Regions from separate parts of the Homo sapiens genome. Here all the other regions are linked to region 1. A link is a contact called in ENCODE Hi-C or POLR2A ChIA-PET data. All regions are on one chromosome and are shown on one strand. Each heading gives the region's core, a stretch centred on a gene start or an enhancer-like site at or near the end of the contact. The rest is flanking DNA. Distances are from core to core; before and after follow the strand shown. Region 1 holds the start of RPRD1A (regulation of nuclear pre-mRNA domain containing 1A). Region 2 overlaps ZSCAN30 (zinc finger and SCAN domain containing 30). Region 3 overlaps FHOD3 (formin homology 2 domain containing 3).

What was found. A loop is a pair of places that touch in the nucleus more often than their neighbours do. ChIA-PET counts read pairs that join two places held with the same protein, here RNA polymerase II (POLR2A). Pooled maps may share reads with other maps.
Region 2: a map of naive thymus-derived CD4-positive, alpha-beta T cell shows a loop between it and region 1 (3-fold over the local background). The contact joins the enhancer-like site here to the promoter of RPRD1A in region 1. A Hi-C loop is called at or near these places in 1 of 168 maps with a recorded cell type or tissue (naive thymus-derived CD4-positive, alpha-beta T cell) and 4 of 50 pooled maps. POLR2A ChIA-PET finds 5 or more read pairs at or near these places in 1 of 52 experiments (BJ).
Region 3: a loop to region 1 is called in a pooled map, with 2.6 times the contacts of the local background. The contact joins the enhancer-like site here to the promoter of RPRD1A in region 1. A Hi-C loop is called at or near these places in 1 of 37 single-sample maps with no recorded cell type and 5 of 50 pooled maps. POLR2A ChIA-PET finds 5 or more read pairs at or near these places in 1 of 52 experiments (PC-3).

Annotation. Positions count from the first base shown.
Region 1 is chr18:36,065,152-36,069,387 of GRCh38, reverse strand. RPRD1A (regulation of nuclear pre-mRNA domain containing 1A) reads left to right here and starts at 1,829. Exons shown (of 7, transcript NM_018170.5): 1 at 1,829-2,134. The coding sequence starts at 1,984. RefSeq lists enhancers at 1,650-1,879, 1,591-2,106, 1,990-2,129.
Region 2 is chr18:35,265,608-35,269,843 of GRCh38, reverse strand. The region is part of intron 1 of ZSCAN30 (zinc finger and SCAN domain containing 30); the gene reads left to right. Among named protein-coding and RNA genes, the nearest start is that of ZSCAN30, 23 kb to the left of the region's middle. Within about 2 kb of position 1,968, at least 33 of the 41 ENCODE cell types and tissues checked have a DNase peak (open chromatin) inside an H3K27ac peak, as active enhancers do.
Region 3 is chr18:36,627,460-36,631,695 of GRCh38, reverse strand. All of the region lies in intron 10 of FHOD3 (formin homology 2 domain containing 3), which reads right to left. Among named protein-coding and RNA genes, the nearest start is that of TPGS2, 200 kb to the left of the region's middle. Within about 2 kb of position 2,280, at least 3 of the 41 ENCODE cell types and tissues checked have a DNase peak (open chromatin) inside an H3K27ac peak, as active enhancers do.

The DNA.
Region 1 (4,236 bases), core at 580-3,079:
ATCATGACTCACGGCAACCTCTGCCTCTCAGGTTCAGGTGATCCTCCTACCTCAGCTTCCTGGGACCATAGGCGCATACCACCATGCCCAGCTAATTTTTAAATTTTTAGTAAAGACAGGGACTCACTATGTTACCCAGGTTGGTGTCTAACTCCTGGGCTCAAGCAATCCTCCCACCTCGGCCTCCCAGAGTGCTGGGATTATAGACATGAGCCACACATCTGGCCGCAAAGTTCTTGAACGATGCTTGTCAAAAGATAGTTTAGGAATTCCTATGGTTTCTTATGTATCTTTCTGGAAGTTTCTTGTATTAATATTTAGGGCCAGGCATGGTGGCTTACAACTGTATTCCCAGCACTTTGGGAGGCCGACACAGAGGAGGATTGCTTGAGCCCAGAGGTCGAGACTGCAGTGAACATGACTGAACCACATACTCCAGCCTGGGCAACAGAGTAAGACCCGGTCTCAAAAAAAATTTTAGAATATGATGGTGTATGCATTAGATTAACAATGAGATTTCTGTAATTAATTTTTAACTATATAAGTAATATATTCACGTATTCTTTTTGTAAAAATGAAAACAATATGGACACAATTTAAGGGCTCCAATTCTGATCCTCTCCCTGAGACCAGTATTCATGTGGTGTGTATTCCTCCAAACCTTTGCCATGAGTTTACGTACTTGTGAACCCATATGAACTACATACCTTTAAACAAGAAGTGGTATACTATACTTTTGCTTCTGTAATTAAAAAAAAATCCAGCTGGGCATGGTGGCTCACACCTGTAATCCCAGCATTTTGGGAGGCCAAGGTGGGAGGAATGCTTGAGCCCAGGAATTCGAGGTTGCAGTAAGCTGTGATCATGGCACTGAACTCCAGTCTGGGTGAGAGTGAGGCCCTCTCTCAAAAAGAACCTCATAAAAACCCACTCAAACCCTTCCAAATCCACCATATCTTGGATTAATCCATATTTTAAACTGCTGCATGTATTATGGAATATAGACGTATCTGTGTAGACTGCAACAGTGAATGTTCCAATTTTTCACTGTTACTGTGTTGGACTGAACACCTAGAATAAGCTTCCTGGTGCAAACATGCTGGTGTTTTTTCCAGCACTGACAGCAATTAGTGAAATTGCTAGGAAAGAGTATTCTTATAATTTTTAAATTTTTATTCATTTTTCATTTTTGTGGGTACATAGTAGGTGTATATATTTATGGAGTACATAAGATATTTTGGTACAGGCATGGCAATGCCTAATAATCGCATTATGCAAAGTTGGGTATCCATCCCTTTAAGCATTTATCCTTTGTGTTACAAACAATCCAATTATCCTTTTAGTTATTTTAAAATGTACAATTAAATTATTACTGACTCTAGTCCCCTGTCATGCTATCAAATACTAGGTCCTATTTATATTTAGTCCTTCTATTAGTCCTTCTATTTAGCCCTCCCCCACTACCCTTCCCAGCCTCTGGTCACCATCCTATACTCTATTTAGGAAGGTGTATTTTTAACCGTAATTGGTCATGCAAATAGTCTTTAAAGTGCCTGCCCCAATTTATACCAGTTTACATGCCTATGTAGAGATCTGTAATCACTGCTTCTTTGACAGAGTTTCCATTAAGGAGGGTTCAGGCCTGGCAAACTCCCACCATGCCTCTGAGAGTAACCCAGGCATCACGCCCCTGTCCGCCTCCCCTGCACTTGTTTCGACTCCGCCCCTTCCGCCTGGCGGTTCCACTTCTCGGCCGCGCGTTTTCCCAGGGCTTGCAGCGGGAGGGGCGGGGCGTGGGTCCCTGTGACGTCACTGCCGGCCGGACGCCATCTTGCTGGTTTGCGGCCGGTCTTGGATGAAGCGGCGGCCGTGGTGAGAGCGTGGGGAAGGGTGGGGTGAGGGGGCGAGGCCGCAGCTAGGGCGGCGAAACTCTCCTCCCCTCGGCCCCACCGCGTGGGACGGCGTGAACGTGGTGTCGGAGGGATGTCAGCCTTCTCTGAGGCGGCGCTGGAGAAGAAGCTGTCGGAGTTGAGCAACTCGCAGCAGAGCGTGCAGACCTTGTCCCTGTGGCTCATTCACCACCGTAAACACTCGCGTCCCATCGTCACCGTGTGGGAGCGGGAGCTGCGGAAAGGTGAGTCAACCGCTTATGTCGGCCGCTTCCCACCACCCGGCCGGCCTCCAGGCGCCCCCGGGAACCCCGTTTCTCCAGCGCCCCCGGCTTCCCGGCGTCGGGATGCCAGCGCGCGGTGGTCTGCGGGCTTGGAGGAGCTGCGTGCACCACGCTTCTGCAAAGTCTGGGCTTAGATATTTATTGAATAAAGGAATGAATAATTAAAAAAGAAAACTCCGGTTAGCTTAACACGGAAACAGTAGCAGGGGGTTGGGACTCCACACCCAATTAGGGCCAGAAATTCAGGTGGTCAGGTATTTTTTTCATTCTGTGAATGATAATGGAGGATAAGGGAGGGAGAAGGTAGGGGAGTGGAAAGAAAAAGATTGGTGTGGGTTTGGGAGTTACTTCCGTCATTTCTGTAACGCAGCAACTTATTCTTGTGAAATTAATAGAGGAATAGTTTTAGAAGTCTAATATAAGAAGATGGGTAATGCAGTGGAAAAGACTCTGAATTTGTAGATTTTAGAGGGTCTCAATTGGGCAAGTTTCTTATAACTTCTGCGTTGCAGATGCCTTACCTGAAAAGGAGAGATTTAGAGTAAGTCACCTAAAGTCCTTTCCTATTCTATGATTATATGCCCTAATGCAGTGTCTTTGTTTTGCAAAACATTTGATAGTGTTCCTGTAAATGAAGTAAACTTTTTTGAGATGTCTGTCACTAAAATATTCAGAATCAGTTCATGTATGCAGAGCAACTTTGTAAAAAATTATCCTAGTGCGACTGAAAATAAAAAATTTCATTTGCTTAGTCTGAGCTTGTACTTTAATTCTTAATTCATTGGGTAGAGTGGACACTCTTCATTATTGTTGCAAACATCCTGATGGATATGATGGTTTTTTATCAAGTGTTAAAGGTTTTAACCGTTATTAATCAAAATAGACGCTTGCTTACTGAACCTTGTGAAAGCTATATGATGTATGTACGTAACAGCCAAAATGTGAGCCAAAATGTTGGCTGTATATAATGGAGACAATCTGTCCTTGTATATTGTTTGTGGTTATGAAAACGTCACCCATCCTTGAGAAGAAATTGATTTACAGCCTTGTTTTTCAGTTTATGTGTAAGTATGTGTGTATTGGCCCTGAATGAGGAATTCATCTTCTGTGAGTGGACGGAAAGGTTTCAGAAACACTGATATAAAGGTCTGGAAAGTAGCTGTGAACTTTGAAAAGTCAGGAATTAGCTTTGCTTTTACATTTTACTAGATTTCAGAATCGGTAACAGGTTTATCTTGTTTTTTGTTTTTGCAGAGAGCATTTAGAAACACATGTAATCAGTATAGGGTTGATACCCAGACTCTCTTAATAACTATTACAAATCAGTAAAAAAAAAAAATGGCAGTACTGTTTATAGGCATTTCACGTGAGGAAACCTGAAAGGTCAATAAATGATACTTAATCTTACAAATCAGGAAAAAGTAAGCCAGTGAGGTACCACTTTATGTTCATCAATTTGGCAAAATAATATGACAATATGGATAATTGTTGCAGAGAAACAGGAACTCTTATACCACTTGGTGGGAATGTAAAAATATGTAACTATTTTGTAGATCAACTTAGTTGATGAAGTTGGAGGTATATATTAAATATATCCTTTGACCTAGCAGTTTTCTTTCTAGGAATATATTCTAGAAATAAGTATTGTTCTCAAGAATTGTTTATTGCAGCTTCATAATAACAAAATTGAAAACAAGTGAGACCCTGCCTGTGCAACATAGTGAAACCTTTTCTTTACAAAAAATAAGAAAACAAAAAAACCATTCCATTAGTTTGAGAATGGACAAATAAATTGTGATATTAATAAAATGTAATACTATCGAAAAGTTCTCACGAATGGACTAGAGCTGCATGAAACAACGTGACTGAATTGAAAAACAAACAAAATCTTGAGCTAAGAAAACAAGGTACAGACGAATAATGCTATGGGGGTAAAGTCTAAAAACATGCAAAACAGTACTTCTTTTGTTTATAGATACCTATATTAAAATATGCATAGTAGTGATTAACACCATATTCCAAGATAGTGGTTGTCATAGTGTGTCCAGAATTGGTGGGTTCTT
Region 2 (4,236 bases), core at 719-3,218, 800 kb after region 1:
TGGCCACTCATTATTTTATGTGCTTCATTAGAAATGTGCTATGTTTACTTTGTTCATTTCACTCATTGGGTTCTTTTTAACAAGTACAGGCTAGCTTCACTGTCTAGTATGGAACCACTAATCCCATGTAGCAATTTAAATGTAAATTAATTAAAATTCAATGAAATGAAAATTTTACTTGCTCAGTTCCTATCAGCCATATATCAAGTGAGCAAATATATGTAAACCTACTCCCAGAGGTTGAGAGAGCTGAGCTGACAAATGCAGTTTCTCAGAAGGAAACATTTGGTAGGGATAAAAGGACTTAAGATGGTGGATCCCCATACCTGCCCTGCAGATATTATTCTTTCTATTGCAAGCTTTTTTTTTTTTTTTGGTAAAACGTGCAGCTTGTCATGTCTGAGACCCTCTTGCAAAACTCTGACCAGTGGGAAAATTAGATAAGGATCTTTATGAGGGGTTTTCTATGCTACAGGTATTGTTTCTTTATGAGGGGTTATCTATGTTATAGGCATTGTTTCTTCACCTTGCTGGGGGAATGCCTTGGTATGCAAGAGTCAAACACTGGTTATTATGATGTTTCACTTCAAGATAGCATTACTCTTGCCATGCAACAGGCAGCTTTCCTACACATAGCCATAAATGGCTAATGGCTTCCATATTGGATAGTAGATACAGAACATCACTTGAAGTCGTCTCTTCCAGTCATTGGCCGTTGTAACATTCTTCAAAGTCTGGCTCAACTGTAACATCTTCTGATTAACACCTTTGTGGTCAGAGTCATCTGACATAAACATCTTCAACTTCTCCCTTTTCTCTTGCACTCACCCTCCACTTTCCTCCTATTCAGGAACAAATCACTTCCTTCTTTTCTGAGACAAACTACTTCACCAGCCCATCTGGTCTCATTTCCTCCCCATCAGCTGTATCTCTTTTCTTCCATCTTCAATTTCTTGTGCCTACTAAACTTTACCTTTTCTTTTCTACAAATTAGCTTTCCACTACCCTTGAAAATAAGAATACTTTAAATCCGGTTGCTTAGTTCAACCAATATTCTTTTTCTTTTCTTGCAGTATCACAATTCTCAAAAGAGATTATTGTCTATTTTTAGTCTTACCAACTCTTCTGAACCACTCGAAAGGACAGTCCACAGGTAACATCTCTCTCTCTTGCCCTCCTCTGTCATTCCCCCAAATTCCACCATCAGCTTAGTTCTCACCCTCTTTCGGCTCTCTGCAGCAAAGCAACAGTGTTCCGTCTCCTGAAACACTGTTGTTTTTATGATGTTTGAACCATCTGGGCGCTCCCTAAGTAGCTCCTCTTCTCGAACTCCTTTTCTTCCCCATTCCAAAACGTTGGTATTTCACAATCCCGTTTATTTTCCAAAAGACCTCCCTTGGCGATGTCATCCCTTGCCCTATTTTCAATCATACTTTCACAGATTATTACATTTTGCTAAATTCATGGGTCACCTGTATTCTTTCATCTCTTTTGTCCTTTAATCCACTCTATACGGTACAGACACCGCCCTGAACACTGTTCCAGCCATGTTATATGTGAATACCCTGCACTGATGATTCAATGCATTTCTAACACCTGAGCCTGGTATTTGACACTCTCCACAACCTAACTCACTCTAACCAACCCCTTGGCCTAGTTTCTGGCCAGCTAAGATGCCGGGCCAATTCCGAGCGTGCCCTGAACCCCGCCCCGCTGTGCCCTGGCTCCTGTCGCTTCCTACGCGGGAAACCCGTGGCGCTCCTCCTCCTGCTGTGTCAGCATCCAGCACGCGGCCACGGGCAGCTCGAGGGCAGAGTCCACCAGGAAATCTTTACAGCTTCTCCTGCCCCCCATCCCGACCCCTCCGCAGCACCTGGCGTCCTCGGCATTCGTGGGCAGGACCCGTCCCCGCCCCAGCCCTTCCGCAGCTCCTAGGACTGTCGTCTTCGCAGTCAGCACGTCCGCGGTGAGCGTGGTCAGCTCCTCTTCCTCTCAAAATGTAGAGATCATGGGTTCTCGGTTTTTATTTTCTCGATGGTATACCAGCCCGCGACATAACGAGGAAAAATATGTTTGAATATATACGTATATTTTTATGTATTAAAATATATAGAATATATAATTATATTTAATATGTATCTTATGCTCCCCACCCTTTCAGCAGCGCGTCAACCGCTTGTACTCTGCGATGCCCCCGCCAGGTCTGAGCCGGACCCGCGCCCCTCCTGCGAGACACGACCCGCGCCTGCCACAGAGCTGCGGTCCTCCGGGCTCCTAGAGGGGCACTCTCCCACTTCCGGCGCGCGTGCGGCCGGGCATTGTTCTCGCTCCCGGGGGTGGGTTCCCGCCGCCGCCGGTAGAGCGAAGGGTGAGTGGGGCGGTCCAGCAGGGCGGTCCCGGGTGCTTCCCAAACCGCCCCTGTCCCGCATCCGGCCTCCGCGCCGCCTTTCTTCGACCCCTCGGCCACAGGCCGGGGCTCGGCTGTATCTGGGGTCCCGCCCGCCTCTCCGTCGGTCAGTCCCGCCATCCATTTCCACTTGCCCACTCAGCCACCCCGCCTTTTTGGTCAGCTGACTCCTCAGGCGCTTACCCAGCGTGTCTTGTGTCGGGCTGCAGGCTCAGGAGTCTGACACTCGCCAATGGGCTCCTTCCTGCCACTTCTCACGTGGCCAAAGCTCGGTTTTGAGACGGGTCTCAGCCTTCCTCTTGGCTCCCCGAGGAAGCCAAGAGGGGACAGGATCTCACTGTGTTGCCCAGGCTGGTCTCAAACTCCTGGACTCAAGTGATCCTCCTGCCTTTGGCCTCCCAAAATGCTGGGATTACAGGCATGAGCCACTGTGCTTGGTCTCTAGTATTTTACACTAAAAAATTAAGAGAAGGCCCTGCACGGTGGCTCATGCCTGTAATCCCAGCACTTTGGGAGGCCGAGGCGGGAGGATCACGAGGTCAGGAGATCGAGACCATCCTGGCTAACACAGTGAAACCCTGTCTGTACTAAAAATACAAAAAATTAGCCAGGCGCAGTGGCGGGCGCCTGTAGTCCCAGCTACTCGGGAGGCTGAGGCAGGAGAATGGCGTGAACCCGGGAGGCGGAGCTTTCAGTGAGCCGAGATAGCGCCACTGCAGTCTGGCCTGGGCGAAAGAGTGGACTCTGTCTCAAAAAAAAAAAAAAAAAAAAAAAAAAAATTAGGAGAAATATCCCCAGGGTTCTTGTGTTTAGATATGTATGAAAAATCTATTAATACCTGGCAAAGCACGGTTTAGGAGACGCTGCTTCGTAGGCATCTCAGACCTAACTTTCTTAATGAATAGCTCAGCAAATAGCACCATCATCCTCTAGTCACAAGGGCCAACCACAAACTTGAGTCCTTGACCCCTCTCTCTTCCAAGCCCTTATACGGTGTGTCAAGTCCTGTCAAATCTCCCGTCTTTTTGTCTTTTGCCTCCCATAGCTCAGTCTCTCACAGTCTCTCTTCTGAATGGTTGCAACAAACCCCTTCCCATGTCTTCTCCACGCCACTCTCTGGGTGGGCACACAGACCTTCCAGCCATCACTGTGGCCATGGGGATCAATGCAAACTCTGTAGTTCAACCTCTCAGACCTCCTCTCTCACCATTCATTAACTGTGCCCCAGGGTCTGGCACCGGGTTCTTAACCTGGCTGCTCATCAGAAGCTCTTGTGGCACTTACTAAAGCCCTGTCCCATGGAGATTCTGACTCAGGAAGTCTGCCTTGCGGTTCATGTTTCATGGCTGATTTTGAGCCGTAGTCAGAAGTGACAGCCATTAATCTGGTCTCCCCAAACTACCTTCAGTTTCCTCAGTGGGCCACATTCTCTCATACCCATTTTCACTTTGCCTGGGTGACCTTCCTCTCCATCTCACTCAGCTCACTCATATCAGACTCTGCTGAGATGTCTCCTCCAGGCAGCTCTTTCTGGCTCTTCCCATCCCTTTCTCCTTGGTCTTGGTCAGTCATCTTTCCCTTGTGCTACCTTGTCTACTTCGCTCCGTCCTTGGATTTATCACTGTGTTTACGTGTTGCTTTCCCATAATAAACTAAGAGTCCTTTGGTACACATCTTTTAATTCTGAGACTGCTCTTTGGTACGCTATCTAGCACAGAGTAAATGCTGAAGTATTTGTTGAAAGAATCCATTTTTCTTTGTGCTGTTTCAGAACCTTGCGACTTAAAAGTCAAGAATAATTTTTCCTTGTTTCTACATTCACCTTGCCC
Region 3 (4,236 bases), core at 1,031-3,530, 560 kb before region 1:
GGGACCTTGGGCAAGGTGCTTCAACTCCCTGTGCCTCAGCTTCCCCTCCTGTCACACAGCATTAATTACAGTACCTATATCGTGACATAATAGCAAAAATGGAGTTTGTACACTTGCAGTGCTTAGCATACTGCCTGGCAGATGATTAAGTGTTCCGTAAAGGCTAGCTGTTGTTGTGGCTGTTACTGTTATATTCATCTTTGCACTATATGGTACAACTCTCTTCATTTTACATCACACAGTTGGCACCACATCTTTAAATCCTATCATTTTTATTTAAAAACATAAAGAGTTGCTATTTATTCAGTGCCTACTATGAGCCAATGGCCATATATAAATTGGCACATAGCTATTTTGGGAGAGCTGGGTTCTGAACTTGCCCTCCCATGCTTCAATACCTCCACATCCTATGCCCAAGACCACAGTGATTCTAAACACCCCTCTGGTGAGGATTTGTGGAGACTGAGTGCTTCCCACTCCTTAGGAGCGGTAGTCTGTTCTCTGCCAGGTGCAGGCTGAGCTTCCAGTGCTGGTCTCTGCACCCTGCCCCACAACAAACCCCTGCCAGACTTCTCCCTGCAGCTCAAGTGGGCTCTCCACTGCCGCATCAGTACTCCTGGCCTGGAGCCCACCTAAGCATGGTCTCTTTTGCTCCTGGAACCAGCTGAGGCTAGGCCACATCTTCTCTCTGCTGCTCAAGGGTCAAGTATGTCTGTAGGTCAGACTACTGTTCTCCTGACTACAAGCTCAAGGCTTGGCTACAACTCCTGACTCCCACAAGACCCATTTATATATCCTTATCACTTTGCATTTATTAGAATGAGGACTTCTGTGAAACATACATTAGTCAATTTTTCTGTAACCCTAGTGTAACTTACATGGAAAAAAATTAGCAATTCTTATATGTAACTTTTTTCCTTCTTGACCATCAGTTGAAAGTATCGGCAGCCAAGAGGAGAGTTGCCCACTGCTGCTTCTCAATGCAGATTCCTCAGCTCCACTTGAACATTTCTGGTGAGACTGTGCCAGGTTCCTCTTCCTCTGAACAGGTTCGTGAAGCCTGGATGTAGACTGTCACACCTCTCTTATATAATCATTGTTCTCTCTTGCCAACTTGTTTTATGCTGGTGTCACATTCCATTATGTCAATTTTTTGGAGTGATGGATGTGTATGAAGCCGATTAGAATTGGATTTGTTGGCATTTCAGTTACTGAGAGTAGCATGAGATTAAGTCAAGGCTTGGTCCCCTAAAAGTGTTCAAGCATATTTCCTGAGAATTTGAAGCGTGAAACTTTGCTAAACGGACTTAAAATCAAAAAAAAGACTCTACTGTAAACCATGTAGTAGCCCAGAGTAACCAGTCAGCTGTGAAAGACAATTCATATCTCATTTAAGGAATCTGTTTCCATGACATTTGTTTGTAAAATGCCAATGGATTTTTTTAAACTAGAAATATATTCTATAGATCTGTGTTTTAGCTGATTATATTCTCTGAAAAAGAGTCAATTTTGACCCATGCACATGAATATTTAAGGTAGGTGCACAGAGTTCCAAATGCTTCTAAGAAAACTACCCTTTCCAATAGCCAAAACACTCTCTATCTCAGCATCATGTGGATTACATAACCAACGATCTGCCTTCCCCTAAGGCAGAATTTCTCAGATTCAACACTACTGACATTTTAAAACAGATAATTATTTGTTTGGCAGGGGGCTATCCTGCACTAAGTAGAACAGCATTCCTGGACTCCACCCACTAGATGCCAGCAGCACCACCCCGTCCCAGTTATAACAACCAAAAATGTGTCCAGATGTCTCCTAGGTGGCAAAATCACCCCGGTCAAGAACCACTGCCCGAAGGGACCACTGGGACCAATCCCGGCCTGCACAGTCCAATCTTCCCTGGACTCATCACATAGTCCCCTCCCTCTCCATGTGTCCCTCAATCTGGCTTATCTCTTGCCCTTCTCCGACCCCTCAATCTTCCTCTGTGCCCTGGGAACTCATGATCAGCCATCAGCAAAGTCCCCTATAGTCTCTATCTCTTCATGGAATATTCCTTTGACTTCCTTGCTCTAACACCAAATCTAAGAATACTGTTCCCCATAGCCCTCACACATAACACAGTGGATTCTTCTCTCATATGCCACATACTCTCCTTTGCCAATTTCCCCCAACCTCCCTCAAGAAACCCAGACCCTTGGGACAGGGGTTGGCAAACTACAGCCTGTGGGCTACATCTGGCCTACCACCTGTTTTTATACGGCCTGTGAGCTAAGAGTGGTTTTCACATTTTTAATGGTTGAAAAAAAATCAAAAGAATAATATTTCATGACATGTAAAATTCAAATCTCAGTGTCTATAAATAAAATGTCACTGGAATGCAGCCATGCTCATGCCAGTACCAGTGGCTGATGGCTGTTGACGTGCTACAAAGGCAGAATTCAGTTGAGTAGTTGCAATAGAGACCGTCTGGTACTCCAAGTTTAACATGTTACTTGGCCCTTGACAGAGAAAGTTTGCAGACCCTGCTGCTGAGGCACGTGGCACTAGTCTGGACCCTCCACTCCCTAACCAGTTGTCAACATCCACTATCTGCCAGGTCACTCTTCCACGTATATTAAAATATACACATGACTGAAAGCTGCATGGCACAACTGTTAACATTAGTGACTAAATGAAGTTCAAAATTACTTCTATAGTTTGGAATGTTGTGTGGAAATCAGCAGGATGAAACTGAAAGTTCACGTGTTAAGTCCCATGCAGTGTTTGGTATCAGAAGGACTGACACACAGAGCAGGAAGCAGCCCTGTTTTTGTCAACAGAGGAAGAACCAGGATAAACAGAATAGTTCAAGGGCAGATGGGGTACCTCAGGAGAAAGAGCACCCATGCCTGGAAGTGTACCCCATCTCTTGGGAACTTGACAGAAAGGGCTCCTGCTTTGGGCTAAATTTTAAGAACTTTCTAGCACTAAGATTTTTTCCCCTTCCAATGAAATTTGTAAACTTTAAGTGCAAAGATGAAACTCATTATGACACACATGGTCCCATAAAGATGCTTTTAGTTGACCAATGACCAATAAACTTGTACCTTACTGGGCAAATGCTCAGTGTAGAGTTGTATTTCCTAAGAAACCAAAGCAAACAAATCTGAGTTCAAGCTCTTATTAGTCTTTATTAGAATTAAAGCACATAGCTGGCTTAAGTCTACAGGGAGACTAAGCATTTCTCTCCAAGTCTTTGAATTTTTGTATTTACCTCAAACAAAAAAATACCTACAAGGAATGTAAATCAAATTGTCTCTCTAATCATCTCGCTTGAAGAATATGTTTAGGAGTGGTTGGCTGGGATGTGGTTGACTGGGAAGGAGTCTGTATACTTTGGATATTAAGAGCCAAGGGCCCAGCCCTTGGTCATAGCCCTTAGTCCTGTGATTTGGAATAGGCACTTAGCCCCATCTGTTTTCTCACTTGTACAATGAGGTTAATAAAACCTGTCCTGTCTGAATCTTACAGAGGATGATCGTGAGAGTTAAATTCAAATGATGCAAAAGGACCATCTGAGTGGAGACTGCCCTATATTTTTTTAGAACAATATGAACCCCTTTCTAAAACATATTTCTCCCTTCTTTACAAAAGTTGGCATCACTTGGGTGACTGAGTTATAAAATCTAGCCCCAAATCCTTCATATGTGGCATCTGAAGGCATGTTGCTATAAGCTAGCGTTAGGTGCGGCCAGGGCGTTTGCAGGGATGAAGAGCAATGTGCATATATGTACATGAGGCAGCTTCTGTGTCTTTCAAGGTCTGCAGGGGACAGAACACAATGAGCCACTTGACTCTGAGGTACTGTTTGAGGCACAGATGTTGAGCAGGTGACTAAGCTATGCAGGAAGAAATCATTTCCCAATCAGCATTTCACCACTGCATTCCCACTATCGCACTCCCACCTCATCAAAATCATGCCGTCACTTTGGGGCCACAGGCAAAATCCCTCCAACAGGCTTCGTAAATGAAGTCACTTCATAATCATCAATCTAGATAGATAAAACATCACCTATCTTTACAAGCTGCAAAGTATATTTTGCTCAAATGCTACTAAATTAATGTTGAAGTAATAATTCCAGTAAAGTGAAATTCCAAAAAGAATGAAGCAAACAGCATTCAGAGTGGCATCTCTGGCCTCCTGTTTCAGATCCTACCGAGCCCAGCACTTCAAGACTGTGAACCGTGCCC